3 separate regions of the Homo sapiens genome follow, and regions 2 and 3 are each linked to region 1. A link is a contact called in ENCODE Hi-C or POLR2A ChIA-PET data. All regions are on one chromosome and are shown on one strand. Each heading gives the region's core, a stretch centred on a gene start or an enhancer-like site at or near the end of the contact. The rest is flanking DNA. Distances are from core to core; before and after follow the strand shown. Region 1 overlaps EPAS1 (endothelial PAS domain protein 1). Region 2 overlaps EPAS1 (endothelial PAS domain protein 1). Region 3 overlaps LOC101926974 (a long non-coding RNA gene).

Region 1 (2,811 bases), core at 257-2,756:
ATTGCACTTTGCAGATATTGCACTTTTTACAAATTGAAGGTTTGTCAGGCAAGTTTATCCATGCCATTTTTCCAATAGTATGTGCTCACTTCATATCTGTGCCACATTTTGGTCATTCTTGCAATATTTCAAACTTTCATTATTATAGCTATTATTATAATGATCTGCGATCAGTGATCTTTGATGTTACCACCGTAATTGTTTTTAGGCATAAACTGCACCCATATAAGACAGTGATCTTAATAAATGTTGTGTGTGTTCTGACTGGTCCAGTGATTGTTCCTCTGTGTGCGTGTGTGTGTTTGTGTGTGTGTGTGTGTATCTCTCTCTCCCCCTCCCCAATCCTTCCTATTCCCTGAGACACAACAATATTGAAATTAGACCAATTTTAATAACTCTACAATGGGCTCTATGTGTTCGAATGAAAGGAAGAGTCACATCTCTCACTTTAAATCAAAAGTTAAGGAATGATTAAGCTTAGTGAGAAGATCAAACCAGGCATAATATTCCCTTAAGCCAAAGTCTAATCCAGAGCAAGGCCCTAACTCTCTTCAATTCTAGGAAGGCAGAGCAAGGTAAGGAAGCTGCATTAAGAAAAGTATGAAGCTAGCAGAGGTTGGTTCGTCACATTTAAGGAAAGAAGACATCTCCATAACATAAAAATGCAAGGTGAAAGAGCAAGTGCTGATACATAAGCGGCAGCCAGTTATTTAGAAGATCTAGCTAAGATCATTGATGAAGGTGGCTACACTAAACAGATTTTCAGTGTAGATGAAAGAGCCTTATGCTGGATGAACATGCCATCTAGGACTTTCACTGCAAGAGGGGAGAAGTCAATCCCTAGTTTCAAAGGACAGGCTGACTCTCTTACTAGGGACTAATGCAGCTGGTGAGTTTAAGCTGAAGCCACTTATCATTTACCATTCTGTAAGTCCTAGGGTTCTTAAAAATTATGCCAAATCTACTTTATTGGTGCTCTATCAGTGGAACAACAAAACCTGGATGACAGCACATATGTTTATGTGCTCGTTGTCAATGCACCTAGTTACTCAAGAGCCCTGATGGAGACGCACAAAATTAATGTTGTTTTCATGCCTGCTAACACAAGATCCATTCTGAAGCCCATGGATCAAGGAGTAATTCTGACTTCCAAGTCTTATTCAAGAAATTTTGTAAGGCTATAGCTGCCATAGATAGTGATTCCTAGATGAATCTGGGCAAAGTAAATTGAAAACCACCTGAAAAGAGTTCACCATTCTAGATACCATTAACAGCATTTGTAATTTGTGGGAGGATGTCAAAATATCAGCAGTAACAGGAGTCTGGAAGAAGTTAATTCCAAACCTCACGGATGACTTTGAGGGGTTCAAGACTTTAGTGGAGGAAGTAACTGCAGATGTGGAAGAAATAGCAAGAAAACTAGAAGTGGAGCCTGAAGATGTGACTGAACTGTTGCAACCTCATGATAAAACTTGAACAGATGAGTCAGAGCTTCTTACAGATGAGAAAAGAAAAGTGGCTTCTCAAGATGGAATTTGCTCCTGGTAAAGATGGTGTGAACACTGTGGAAATGACAACAAAGGATTTAGAATATTACATCAACTAAGTTGATAAAGCAGTGGCAGGGTTTGAGAGGATTGACACCAATTATGAAGGAAGTTTTACTGTGGGTAAAATGCTATCAGACAGTATCACATGCTGCAGAGTCTTTCCTGAAAAGAAGACTCTATTGATGTAAAAAACTTCATTCTTGTCTGATTTCAAGGAATTGCCACAGCCACCCCAACCTTCAGCAACCGTCACACTAATCAGTTCTGCAGCCACCGATATGGAGGCAAGAACCTCTCCCAGTAAGAAGATTATGACTCACTGAAGGCTCAGATGATTGTTAGCATTTCTTTTAGCAATAAAATATTTTTAAATTAAGGTATAGACATTGTTGGCCAGGTGCGGTGGCTCATGCCTGTAATCCCAACACTTTGGGAGGCTGAGGCAGGCAGATCATTTGAGGCCAGTAGTTCGAGACCAGCCTGGCCAACATGGCAAAACCCCATCTCTACTAAAAACACAAAAATTAGCTGGGTGTGGCAGCACATGTCTGTAAATCCCAGCTACTCGGGGGTGCTGAGGCACCAGAATTGCTTGAACCCAGGAGGCGGAAGTTGCAGTGAGCTAAGATTGCCCCATTGCACTCCAGTCTGTGCAACGGAGTGAAACTGTGTCTCAAAAAGAAAAAAAAAAAGGGTATGTACATTGTTTTTTAGACATAATGCTAAAATATAAACATAACTTTCATATGCACGAGGAAACAAAAAAAAATCATGTGACTCGTTTTATTGTGATATTCACTTTACTGTAGTGGCCTGGAACGAACCTACAATATCTTAGAAGTATGCCCGTATTCTGTAATTATATATCAATATTCATGATATAGAGAAAAGTATGTTCACCAAAGAGTTAACAGTGGTTATCTCTGGGTGATGGAATTTTGGTGATTTTTATTTTTATCTCCATGCCTTCTTTTACTATGACTTTTTATGGGGAACATGTATATTTTTTATAATCAGAAGAAAACAACTTAGCAACTTTAAAAATAATTTTACAGGAGAGACAATTCATGGAGATAGATGTGTGTGCACATGGTCCCAGGGCCTTCCCAACTCCCCTTGTGCTATAATCTTCCAAAGAATTTGAGGGGGCTCTGCCCCTCTTGCCCTCCACCCTCAGAGCCCAGAGCACCCCTGGGTGACGTTTGCAGATCCCTGCCCTCCCTCTACATCCTGCCCTCGGTCCAGCAGTGTGAGTGAGCTG
Region 2 (2,700 bases), core at 8-2,507, 35 kb before region 1:
TTGGGACTGCGGTCACAATGGCTGGAGGACCAGGAAGCCAGCAGGTTGGCCCCAGGGACCCTGTGACGGCAGGGCCGGGACAGGGTCTCTTCCCTCTGTGGAACTAGTTGCCCTCACAGCACCTGCTTGTTCTCCTGGGAGCTTCTGAAGGAACCTGGCCAGGTCACTCCCAGCTTGGAGCTGAGAGTGAAAACTGGGGAGCCAGGAGGTAGCCCCTCACCGTGGAGGCTCATGTCACAAATCTGCTGAAGACCCTTCTGCCTCTTCCCCTATGAACATCGTGTCTTCCCTGACGTACCATTAATATCCTACTCAGTGTTACGGACATGGGAAAATGCACGCGCTCCCTACACCATTATTAAGTTTCTACTGTGTTCATGTCTGCTTTATGCTAGGCACAAGGTAATCTGTCCAGAAGTGTCACTTACTGTGTGCTCAGTCCTGTCTTAAGGAGAATCAGGGATACTGAAAGGTGTAAGGGCAGTTCCTTCCCTCGGAATCGACAGACTGGTGGGGAAGACAGATAAACTGCTGTAAGGTGATGCCACAATCCAGCATCAACTCTTGGTCAGAACAAAGTGAGGAGCCCAGAGTAGGTGCTCAATAAGCCACCAAGTGGGTCTGTAAATCATCCTGGGCTCCAGATCTCAGTTACTTGCTTCCGAGGACCCTTCAGGGTCTGACCCCAAAGACGAGAGATGGCTCATTAAAACCAGAGGTGCTCTGCTGAGAAAGTGCATGCCCGTCCTGGGGAGCATAACAAGATTCTTTAATGCTAAAAATAGCCCCGGTAAACAGGCTTTGATGACTCCCCACAGCCAGGATATGCGCGGGCTGAGGTTTTGGAGCACTTTTTCCGGAGCAACGCTCATTTCCTTCAGGCAGCACCGCCCATGTGGGGTGGGACTTCCTGGGCAGCAGGGGCTGTGCATTGGGAGAGAGCAGGCAGAGTGGCAGAGCAGAGGCTCCTGAGTGGTCTCAGAGACCAGGCTGCCCCACGGTGCTGCTGGTCAGAATGCTGGCTGCACTTTTATTCCACCAAGGTCGCTTTGCCTCTTGTTTCCTACTCCGAGAAGTTCCAGGACTGCTCTGACTGTTCTTAAAGCCATTCTGATGGGGTCTTCCTGGTTCAGATGTGCTTGGCAGTTACCACTTTGTGACCACCACAGGGGCCTTCCTTCTAAGGCTCTGCCTAAACTGATTCCTCCCCTCCACCTGACCCACAGCCTGGCCCCTCAAACCCCGCCCTCCCGGATGTGCAGACTGCAAGAGCAGTGCCAGTCAAGCCACAGGGAAATCACTCTGGGATCGCTTACTGGATCCTTAGCCATACCTTTAAATGCCACCATTAGCAGGCCTGGGCTCCTCTGATGCCTTTGACAGAAGGCACTGTGTCCTTCCTGATCTTCCTGGGCTCCCTGAGAGTCCTGAAAGTCCACTAGGAGAGATTCATGCCTTTGTTCTTTGCATGTATCTTACTATCCTATCTTGCCTCTCTGTATTACCCTTGATGTAGTACAGGACTGGGTTCAGCAAACACCTGTTGACTGACGAGACTTTTTAGTTTAAGTTAAAGGAATGATCTGAACAAAGTCAGTATCTCTAGAAGAGACTGTATATTAGCTGTTCTCACCCATTAACATCCTCACATGAATCAGCTTATTGAGTTCTTTCCAAACAGGACAGAAAAAGGCCTTGATTTGGAGTGGGTGGGACAAAGGGGTGGAGGTAGGAGTGAAAGCCTGGGAAAAGAAGTCTGAAAGTGGGGTGTGAGAGGGTACCAGAACATATATCTGCCTCCACAATTCTTTCTTTGTCCCACTTTTCCTGCATGGAAAGGTCATATCAAGCCTTAAAAACTTTAAAATCACTTGTCTCACATTTTAATATCCTTCCCTTAGTAGTCTAGAGATCAGGAAAATATAATCTCTTGTTATAACTGATGTCTTCGCTAAGCAAATGATGATGAATCCATAATGCAACTGACACTTCTCTTTAGAAACCTTGCTTCACGCTGATCTCCAGGTCCATGGAAAATGAATTTGATTTCGCCATGTATGAGTTTGGGCAAGCCCAAAATTCAGTTTTACAATGAAAAGCAAATTTTGTATATTCACTGCGGTTTAATGCCCTCAGAATGCAGAGTTGACCCTGATTCGCTCATGGTTTGTGGGGCTCATCTTGAAAGAGGATTTAGGACAATCAAGTGGCATTTCCACCGATGTTCCTGTAAGAGTGTGTTCTGTCCTCAGCCCAGCGTGGCAGCTAATATCATAAAGCTATTGTTTCAGTTTGCTTCCTGTGATACGAATCTCAATCGGCAGCCCAGACCCACAGCCTGAATTTCTCAACGTTGAGGTTTCCTCTCCAACATTCCCACACAGAACAGCCTACTGTGAAAATCAAAGGGAAACGTGTTACTAAGTAAAGAGAAACTTTTCTAAAGAAAAACCTGGTATTTTTTAGCCTTTTGAACTTTGAGGTATGCAACCAGCTATTTCCTATTATAAAGTGAGCCAAAATTGGTACTCACCTTTGTTAGAAATGCTTAAATAATGAATGTGTGGGTTGTTTTGCCTTGGAAAAGTTTGACGACTCTGCATTTTGATAGAAATTGCTAGAAAGTAGGTTAGAGGATAGTAAGAATTTACACTGGGTTTTCTTTTACATCATTTCTCCAGAAGCCTATATTTAATATAA
Region 3 (2,920 bases), core at 38-2,537, 44 kb after region 1:
TGTCTTGGAAACCAGCCCTCATGGGAGACATAAACACTCCCTCTATGCATCCTGGCTGATGCATATACAGTCTTTCTTTGAATGTCCCCAAGGCAGCCAGCTCCCTCCCTCCATGTATTGGACATGGTTCTGCTCCCTGGGAGAGACCAAATTTGTCTGGCCCTTCCTGTATTTGTAGACTGAGTCAACCTTTCTCTAGACTAAATGCACTAGCTCTTCCCATAAGCTTCCTACTCTTTTAGTGGACAGATCTGTGCAATGGGAATGATAGTTCCAAGAGTACTCTGAAATCCCAAGAGATCCTGAAATATGTCTGACACATCAGAGAAGGATTGGTTAGGTTTGCTTGACAGAACTGTTCTTTAAAGATTGGTAAATGATCAATCCACTAGCCATGGAAGTGACAGCTTGCGTTTAACCAAGTTGTAAAATCACCCAGTGCTAGTTACTTAGGGCTTCTTGACATGCACAGACGCTTGGCTGAGTCCTGGAAGCTGCAGTGTTGACTTAGCCACTGTCCTCAGCCCGGTGTAACTACACAGGGTCAAAATGAGTCAGCAGGCACCCCAGGCCCTCATCCATTTTCCACAGTCTCCTGAAGGAAATCTCTGGGCAGACGGGGAGGTATCAAGGAGCTACCAGGGAGCTAGGCTGAATTCTGGGTAAGGCAGGAACGTCCCCAAGGCAGGCAGCTCCCTCCCTCCATCTGGGTCATAGAGATGAGCCAGTTAAAGATACAGTGACCTACTAGAATTGTTTAATTTGGGGCTCACATTGGGCCCAGAAATTTCAAGACTTCTTTAGAGCAATGTTTTTCCAATCACTCCTCCGTGAAAGTTGTCAAGTGTTAACTCCTCAGGGAAATGGAAAGCTAAGAATTCTCCACAATTGGCTCAGGAAGTACACACTGAAAGTTTAGCCTGACCTAAGATCCCTAAGATACATGTTTTATTTAGCTTCAGGGTGCCCTTCCTATGTACCCATTTCAGGGATTGGACACAAAGTTCAGCTATAGCAAATGTTTGCTCTAAACAGGAAGTGTTGGCCAGTACTCCTGATCTCCAGAGAGCTGGGTGGGTGGGGGCTCTAATTACAAAGGGAGAATGGCTGCTGGGGGTGTCCTGACTTTCTTCCTGAGACACCTCATCGTCCTTCCTGCCTTACCCAGAATTCAGCCTAGCTCCCTGGTGGTTCCTTGATACCTCCCCGTCTGCCCAGAGATTTCCGTCAGGAGACTGTGGAAAACGAATGAGGGCCTGGGGTGCCTGCTGACTCATTTTGACCCTGTGTAGTTACACCGGGCTGAGGACAGTGTCTAAGTCAACACTGCAGCTTCCAGGACTCAGCCAAGCGTCTGTACATGTCAAGAGGCCCTAAGGAGAAAAAGCAACCAAGAACAGATTTAGAGACCCAGACAGCTATTCTGTAAAATAGGGTTCCAGACCCTGGGCACCCAGCTTCCCATGTGCCTCTGGGCCTCAAGACAGTTCTTAAAAATGCCTCTTAAGTTTCTTTCTGGGCCTGTTGGAGCCTGAGGAGGTTGAAACATAACAATCATGTTTTCCCCATCCAAATTCTGTTTTTTTCTTTTTTTGGAGGCAGACTCACTCTGTTGCCTAGGCTGGAGTGTAGTAGCATGATCCTGGCTCACTGCAGCCTCTATCTCCTGGGGTCAAGCGATCCTCTCACCTCAGCCTCCTGAGTAGATGGGACTACAGGTGCACACCAACCATACATGACTATTTTTTAATTTTTTTGTAGAGACAAAGGTCTCACTATGTTGCCCAGGCTGGTCTTGAATTCCTGACCTCAAACAATCCTCCCACCTCTGTCTTCCAAAATATTGGGGTTACAGGTGTGAACTACTGTGCCAGGCCCCAAGTTCTGAAATATAGAAACAGCGGATGGAGGGAAAGATGTCGGCTCTGTTATGGACTGAGCTGCTGAGGACTAGGGACTTCCCAAGGGGGCCCTTGAGAAGACCAGCTTCAGCAGACCCCCAACCAGCTACAGGCGCCCCCAGTTGGTAGATCCTTTACCCCTACCCCTGTCAGAGCACCTTAGAGTGCAAACTACCTGCTGTGAGGCACACCCAACTGGCCCCTGATCCATTCCCAAACTGTTCACTCAGTCACTACCGCAGTTCACCTCTGTCGGGGGTCGGGCATGGTGGAGTAACCTGCCAGGAGTGCACAGATAATTCCCTCCTCATGGAAACCAAAGACTAAGGAAGAAGCCCTCCCTCATCTCTAGTAATTTATTTCTTAGGAAAAGAAGGTTGACATTCGGGGTAAAGAATTTGGGTTAGGAACTGGCTTCCAGGGGAGTTGGAAAGCAGCCACTGACAGAGGCCATCGAGTCTCTCAGGTGGGCAGGGGGGAAGCATTCCAGTCAATTCTGAAACGCTCTGAGCAGCCACTTGGTGCTGGGCACTACGCTACCATCTGGAAATGCAACGAGAAATGCAAGATGAAGAGAATGCCTTCAACATTCTCAACTAGAGGCAAGTCATTTGTGCTGCCTGGAATTGAGGAATGAAGAAAGTACAGAAAGAGAGGAGAGACAGTATTTCTGTGGGAGACACTCTAAAGAAGGTGAGCAGATACAGCGGAGGCCTGATGGGAGGGAATACATGGAAGCATTAGAAAAACCATGTGGTGGCCGGGCACGGTGGCTCACACCTGTAATCCAGCACTTTGGGAGGCTGAGGCGGGTGGATCACGAGGTAAGGAGATCAAGACCATCCTGGCCAATATGGTGAAACCCCGTCTCTACTAAAAATACAAAAATTAGCCGGGTGTGGTGGCATGCACCTGCAGTCCCAGCTACTTCGGAGGCTGAGGCAGGAGAATTGCTTGAACCAGGGAGTTGGAGGTTGCAGTGAGCTGAGATCGCACCACTGCACTCCAGCCTGGCAACA

The links. Hi-C counts contacts between places; a loop is a spot of excess contacts on that map. ChIA-PET counts read pairs that join two places held with the same protein, here RNA polymerase II (POLR2A). Pooled maps may share reads with other maps.
Region 2: a loop to region 1 is called in a map of endothelial cell of umbilical vein, with 4 times the contacts of the local background. The contact joins two enhancer-like sites. A Hi-C loop is called at or near these places in 41 of 168 maps with a recorded cell type or tissue (CD4-positive, alpha-beta T cell, Caco-2, HCT116 and 24 more) and 17 of 50 pooled maps. POLR2A ChIA-PET finds 5 or more read pairs at or near these places in 12 of 52 experiments (BJ, CD4-positive, alpha-beta memory T cell, GM10248 and 9 more).
Region 3: a map of endothelial cell of umbilical vein shows a loop between it and region 1 (4-fold over the local background). The contact joins two enhancer-like sites. A Hi-C loop is called at or near these places in 3 of 168 maps with a recorded cell type or tissue (astrocyte of the cerebellum, endothelial cell of hepatic sinusoid and endothelial cell of umbilical vein) and 1 of 37 single-sample maps with no recorded cell type. POLR2A ChIA-PET finds 5 or more read pairs at or near these places in 1 of 52 experiments (activated CD4-positive, alpha-beta T cell).

What each region holds. Positions count from the first base shown.
Region 1 is chr2:46,315,691-46,318,501 of GRCh38, reverse strand. The region is part of intron 1 of EPAS1 (endothelial PAS domain protein 1); the gene reads right to left. Among named protein-coding and RNA genes, the nearest start is that of EPAS1, 20 kb to the right of the region's middle. Within about 2 kb of position 1,506, at least 2 of the 41 ENCODE cell types and tissues checked have a DNase peak (open chromatin) inside an H3K27ac peak, as active enhancers do.
Region 2 is chr2:46,350,113-46,352,812 of GRCh38, reverse strand. All of the region lies in intron 2 of EPAS1 (endothelial PAS domain protein 1), which reads right to left. Among named protein-coding and RNA genes, the nearest start is that of LINC01820, 43 kb to the left of the region's middle. RefSeq lists an enhancer at 709-1,003. Within about 2 kb of position 1,257, at least 21 of the 41 ENCODE cell types and tissues checked have a DNase peak (open chromatin) inside an H3K27ac peak, as active enhancers do.
Region 3 is chr2:46,271,723-46,274,642 of GRCh38, reverse strand. The region is part of intron 2 of LOC101926974 (a long non-coding RNA gene); the gene reads right to left. Among named protein-coding and RNA genes, the nearest start is that of EPAS1, 24 kb to the left of the region's middle. Within about 2 kb of position 1,287, at least 4 of the 41 ENCODE cell types and tissues checked have a DNase peak (open chromatin) inside an H3K27ac peak, as active enhancers do.